Regions from separate parts of the Homo sapiens genome. Here region 2 is linked to region 1. Evidence: chromatin contacts called from ENCODE Hi-C or POLR2A ChIA-PET data. All regions are on one chromosome and are shown on one strand. The core of a region is the stretch at or near the end of the contact, and the rest is flanking DNA. Distances in the headings are between cores, read along the strand shown. Region 1 overlaps CPT1A (carnitine palmitoyltransferase 1A). Region 2 overlaps TPCN2 (two pore segment channel 2).

Evidence for each region. A loop is a pair of places that touch in the nucleus more often than their neighbours do. ChIA-PET counts read pairs that join two places held with the same protein, here RNA polymerase II (POLR2A). Pooled maps may share reads with other maps.
Region 2: a map of posterior vena cava shows a loop between it and region 1 (4-fold over the local background). The contact joins two enhancer-like sites. A Hi-C loop is called at or near these places in 1 of 168 maps with a recorded cell type or tissue (posterior vena cava) and 9 of 50 pooled maps. POLR2A ChIA-PET finds 5 or more read pairs at or near these places in 1 of 52 experiments (activated T-cell).

What each region holds. Positions count from the first base shown.
Region 1 is chr11:68,808,987-68,812,002 of GRCh38, reverse strand. The region is part of intron 3 of CPT1A (carnitine palmitoyltransferase 1A); the gene reads left to right. Among named protein-coding and RNA genes, the nearest start is that of CPT1A, 31 kb to the left of the region's middle. Within about 2 kb of position 1,610, at least 8 of the 41 ENCODE cell types and tissues checked have a DNase peak (open chromatin) inside an H3K27ac peak, as active enhancers do.
Region 2 is chr11:69,085,156-69,087,897 of GRCh38, reverse strand. TPCN2 (two pore segment channel 2) reads right to left here. Exons shown (of 25, transcript NM_139075.4): 20 at 2,612-2,688; 21 at 2,146-2,227; 22 at 1,968-2,050; 23 at 1,294-1,375; 24 at 692-786; 25 at 1-23. Among named protein-coding and RNA genes, the nearest start is that of MIR3164, 3.4 kb to the right of the region's middle. RefSeq lists enhancers at 1,312-1,811, 1,812-2,313. Within about 2 kb of position 1,492, at least 8 of the 41 ENCODE cell types and tissues checked have a DNase peak (open chromatin) inside an H3K27ac peak, as active enhancers do.

The sequences.
Region 1 (3,016 bases), core at 361-2,860:
ACCTCACCCACTTAACTCTGTCAGAATGGTTTAGAAATCTCCAGGGACCCCCCCGTCCCTCCTACCTCTAGGGTTTTGGATTTTCCTGGGGCTTATTTCTTGCTACCAAGAGATAAGCCCAGAGACACCTTAGGTAACATTCAGCACATGTTCATTTTATTTTTTTTTTCTAACCACCTGCCGCCTGTTGATAGCACATGTTTATTGCACACCTGTGATGTCTGTTATTCCATCCAGTTCTGGAGATGGCCCAGACTCCCATCTAGGAAGGTCAGAGCCTGCACTGCAGTGACCTCTCATTAGGGTCCCTTTTACCAGTGAGAAAGCATTCAGACAGGTGCAGGTGTCTGCCCAAGTCACAGGAAGAGGGAGCGGGGAAGCTAGAGTTCAAACCCAGCTCTGCGCAGCTCTGAAATCTGTGCTTTCTTCAGTGTAGCACTGAGGTCCCCCCACCCCCTGCCCCAGAAGCTTCTGTGAGACAAATGCGAGTGAACACCGCTGCTTTACCACCATTTGAACGTCCAGACAGTGGAACGCAGGGCAACTCAGCTTCCTCGTGCAGCCGTGACCCTTGGGCTTGGACACACATTTTACTTTCGGGTCTGAAAGCTCCACAGTGTCTCGGAAGTGTCCCTGCTGCCCCGTGCCAGACGTTTGATTCGATTTCTGTGCTGCTTGTTTACACCAATGGCATTTTTGCCATTTGGACACGGTGGTTCACACCTGTAATCCCAGGACTTTGGGAGACCGAGGTGGGTCGATCACCTGAGGTCAATAATAGCCACCAACTCCTCATAATTGGGCTTTGTTTTGGGGCCAGGAATTGCAGGTGGAAGGCACAATGCCGGGTCTGGGCTAAGCTAAAAAACGAAGCTCTGGATCTTTATAGTCACGCCTTCCAGGTTGTTTGCATATAAATATTGTTTAATCAGAAAGAAATAAGAAAATAAACCGGCAGAAAAAGAGACGTAAACGAAAACTCACTCACAGTTAACGGCTGAATTTGATTTTTTTTTGGAAATGGAGTTTTTGCTCCGTTGCCCAGGCTGGAGTGCGATGGTGCGATCTCGGCTCACTGCAACCTCCGCCTCCCGGGTTCAAGCAATTCTCCTGCCTCAGCCTCCTGAGTAGCTGGGATTACAGGTGTCCGCCACCATGCCTGGCTAATTTTTGTATGTTTTGTAGAGATGAGGTTTCACCATGTTGGCCAGGCTGATCTCGAACTATTGACCTCAGGTGGTCCACTCGCCTCGGCCTCCCAAAGTCCTGGGATTACAGGTGTGAGCCACCATGCCCAGCCTTGATTCTGATGACTAGAAATAAAAGATTAAGCAGATTAATGGTCTGAGTCTCCTGATGACAGCTTGAGCAAGTGCCCTGATTCCTGAACCTCTTTTTGCGAAGGGTCTGCAGAGGACCCCTCCACATCCTGTTCCTTCTCCAGGAAGCCCCTGGACCCTCCAGAGTCATCGAGCGTCCAGCTGAGTTGCTTGCAACCTTGAGGTAGCTCAGGAACGCTGGCTCAGGCCTCTATAAGAGTCTGCAAGAAACATAATAAAAGTTCCCAGTCATTTTAGCAGAAGCATGCCTGGCTGGGACGCCTGCCAGGTTCCTTGTCTGCCTGGGTACTGCTGTCATTGCTGTCACTCAGAAAGCAGCTGGCAGACCTGGGTGCTCAGGGCAGGCCTGGCTGCTCTCTTCCTTGAGGTCCCAGGACCCACAGGCCTGCGGTGGGTAGCTGCCTCCGAGCCTTGTGTCTGGAGCTGTTCCTACGTACTTTTCATTCTCTCATGGGGCTAATGAATATCTTCTTTTTTTTCTTTTTGAGATAGAGTCTCACTCTGTCACCCAGGCTGGAGTGCAGTGGTGCGATCTCGGCACACTGCAAGCTCCGCTTCCCAGGTTCAAGTGATTCTCCTGCCTCAGCCTCTTGAGTACCTGGGACTGCAGGCACATGCCACCATGCCCAACCAATTTTTGTATTTTTGATAGAGATGGGGTTTCGCCGTGTTGGCCAGGCTGGTCTTGAACTCCTGACCTCAAGTGATCCACCCGCCTTGTCCTCCCAAAGTGCTGGGATTACAGGCGTGAGCCACTGCACCCAGGCCAGTTCTTTAATTTACTCTCTAGTGTAGGCGCTCTCTTAAAACTGGATTATATATAGAAGTGTTGACTGTTTAAAGCCCTTAATAATCTGGGTCTTTGTAAGATTTGTTTCTTTGTACCTCTTAAACCTATTTTGGTAAACTGGGCCATCCCTGGCCTAAATTTAGAAAGGCCGGGTTAAGGGCCAACGTCTTCCAGCCTCATGGGCCATTTCCTGTCCTGGAGGGGATCTGCAGTATCTCTGGGCTGCTGCCTTCAAAAGTGGAGTCAGGCTGGGTGCGGTGGCCTGTAATTCCAGCACTTTGGGAGGCCGAGGCAGGAGGATTGCTTGAGCCCAGGAGTTCAAGATCAGCCTGAGCAACATAGTGAGACCCTATCTCTTAAAAAAAAGAAAGAATAAAAAAGTGGAGTCATCCGTGTCATGTGAGGTTTGTCTCTGAGTTTGTCCCCGACAGCCTTGTAAGGAGCATGTCCTTTCAAAGAAAGCTTTTTGCTAACGTTTTTTATCTGAGTGCCTCTATGTCTATACTTTTAAAAATCTTGAATGTGTCATTTATTTGTTTATGCTAAAATATTTTTATTTTTGCAAATCAAGTAAGTATATAGGTCTTTTTCTTTCAGTAATCTAAAATGTAGATTATCTAAAAGATAGCTTCTTAAATCCCTAAACCCAAGTTTGTTTATAGGTTAGATGACCAGAAAAGAGTGTATAGGTTTAAAGAAGAGACTACAGTGAAACTCCAGTGCTAGATTTCACGGGTTATAGAAAGATATACATTTTGGAGCAAAGAGTATATAACCTTGAAGATAATTTGTTTTTGTCCACTTAAATATTATGCAGTGTTAAATTAGTGGTTTTCTTTTTTTATTTCTTATTTTGAAGAAATATTTATTATTTTTTATTTTTATT
Region 2 (2,742 bases), core at 243-2,742, 280 kb before region 1:
CCCCGGGCTCCTCCAGAATATCCCTGTGGAATTGAGGAAAGATGCACACAGGGGCCTCTAAAGGAGGGAGACCCTGGCCTGCCCACAAGAACAAGGGAGCAGAGCTTAGCAACACATGCGAAGTGAGTGTCACAGGGACACAGAGACACGGGGACTCAGATGAGCCTCAGGATGGATGTAGCCACTAGAAATATCTACACGGCATTCTTAAAAGCCCAGGGGCCACGTCTTCCCACTGGCTGGCAGGACCGCAGGGCTTGGCTGCAGCAACTCGGCAGCCCCTGGTGGAAGGCACAGAGGCCCCACAGCAGGGCTGCCTCTGGGTGGTCACTTTTCTGGACTAGCAGAGGAACCATCTCAAAGCTGCCAGGAGAAGAGATGGGTGCGTTTTCCTCAGGTCCCTTGTTTACATCCAACAGGATCCAATGGACCCTGAAGGATGGTGCCTTAAATATGCCCAATCCAAGAGCAGGAGAGCAGGACAAAGGCTATGACGCCAGTGGCAGGAAGAAGAAGCCGCCCCGATCCCGGCTCTGAGCTGCTCTCCTAGAGCACAGGACCAAAGCCAGATAACCGGGCGGAGGGGGAGGACAGTCATCAGGGCCTGCCCGCCGCCTCAACCCCTCCACCCCCCAGCTCTTGGCTTCCCATCCCAGGGGGCCAGACAGAAGCGCCTTCCCCACCCACACACCTGAACAGGAGCTCCACAGTCATCTGGTAGGTGGCCTCTGGGGTCCCAGCAAGGGGCTGCAGGTGGCTGCGGGGGTCCCACTTGTGAAGGAAGTTCTGGCAAGCAGGAGGAGTGGCCAGTGAGTGTGGGCCCCGAATGAAAGCAGCCTTGCCCCATCCCCGGCCCCTCCAGGGTCAGCCACAGGGCACCCGCTGAGGGGGCTGAGCCATTCACCCTGGACACCCAGGCACAGGCCCCACGAGGCTGCTGGCTCCTCCTGGAGCCAATGTCCAAGTCCCTCCTTCAGCCCGACCTGGGGGCCTGAGAATCCCCACAGCCCAGATGTCAGGAGCACCCCCCAAGGCCCCAGCAGCCCAGATGTCAGGAGCACCCCCCAAGGCCCCAGCAGCCCAGATGTCAGGAGCACTCCCCAAGGCCCCAGCAGCCAGGGCGGGCAGCACTGAGCCCCACGGGAGGGGCTCAGCCTCACTCAGGACCCGCCTAACCCAGCACGACTCTCCCATCAAAGTTCCAGGCAGGCCCGGCCGGTGGCCTCAGGCCCATCGAGAGTGAATTAGAAACAAACGACCATGGAGAACAGCCTGGGTGGGGATCTCTGATACCTCCAGAATCAGGGCCAGAAACAGGTTGACCCAGATGACAGACGACACCAGCCACCACAATACAAAATAGATCTTGGACCACCTGCGGAGGACAGAGACCCACCCTGTGAACCACGATGAGCAAAGCAAGAGCACTCGATACAAACACCACTGCTGCGTGGCCAGGACAGCTCTCGGGCAGCCGGCCCACACACACCATGATGCAGAGCGCGTTACTATTTCCATCTCAGAAACAACCCAACTGAGGCCTAGAAACGTGCAACAAGCTGCCGAGGTAGCTAAGCCAGCAGGAGGCGGTGCTGGGATTAAAACCCAGGACCATCAGCTGGGGCCAGTCTGAGCTCTTCAAGCTCAGAGCTGAACTATCTCGTTCACTCAGCCTTCCCGGGGCTCCCCCACCCCCATGGAATTCCTCAGAAGCCCCAAACACACCAACGACCTCCAGGAGGTGTAAACCCAGAGTCACTGGCCACCATCCTGAGAGTCACGATGTGGCTATGCAGGGGGCAGGGACAAGGCAAGCCAGGATGCCACGCTGGCCGACTTCCCTGTCAAGGCCCGAGTCCCCGTCCCAGCCACGCTCCGGGCGTCCAGTGCAGATGCAGCGTGCCCGGAGGTGAGGGAACCCCCAGGCTGCACGGAGAATCACTGCCGTCAGGGAGACGAGGACTCACGGGCCTGAGTAGCGCCGATATGCATCCAGAAACACCTGCCAGTTGTTCACCACCATCAAGTTCCACAGAGTGACCAGGGCAGCCTGCGGGGGCAGAGACCAGCGGTCCAGGAGGGCCCAGGAGGTAGGGAGGGGAGGAGCCCGGGGAGCAGGGTGCTGGGACAGGGCGCAGGGCTCACCGCAAAGTCATCGAAGTTGTTGGCCCAGTACTCCAGCTGCTCGAAGCTCCCACAGGGCGCCGAGCCATTGGCAGGGGCCAGGCTGGGGAACACAACACACCTGGGTCAGGGGCGGGGGCTCCAGGTTCTGAGGCCTGATACCTTACACCCCTTTCCTCTGCTGGCGTGCTCAGCCTGGCCTGAAGGTACAAATTGGGATACAGAGGCTCAGAGGGCAGGGAAAGTGCTGCTCTGAGCAGGCCACGAGAAATGTGTTTAGCAGACTCCAGGCAAGGGCTCCTAGGAGAGGTGCGGAGCGGAGGTGGAAATTGGGGGTCGGGAAAAGGGGGTGGAGGGAGGAGACGAAGGAACTGGGAGAACACCCTCCCATCCTGAGATGCTGAGCCCACTGAGGCCACCGCCAAGGCTTCCCGCCCACCCCAGCACCCCTGAGACACTCCCTGTGGCACCTCGGACCCCACCTCACCTGCTGTTTCCAGGAAGAGCCACAATGACGCCTCTAAACAAGTTGATCCCAATGATGGCAAATACGTAGTAGACCACCTGGCGGGCCAGGAGCCGGGGACTGATCAGCCCCACCCATGGGTGCACCCACCA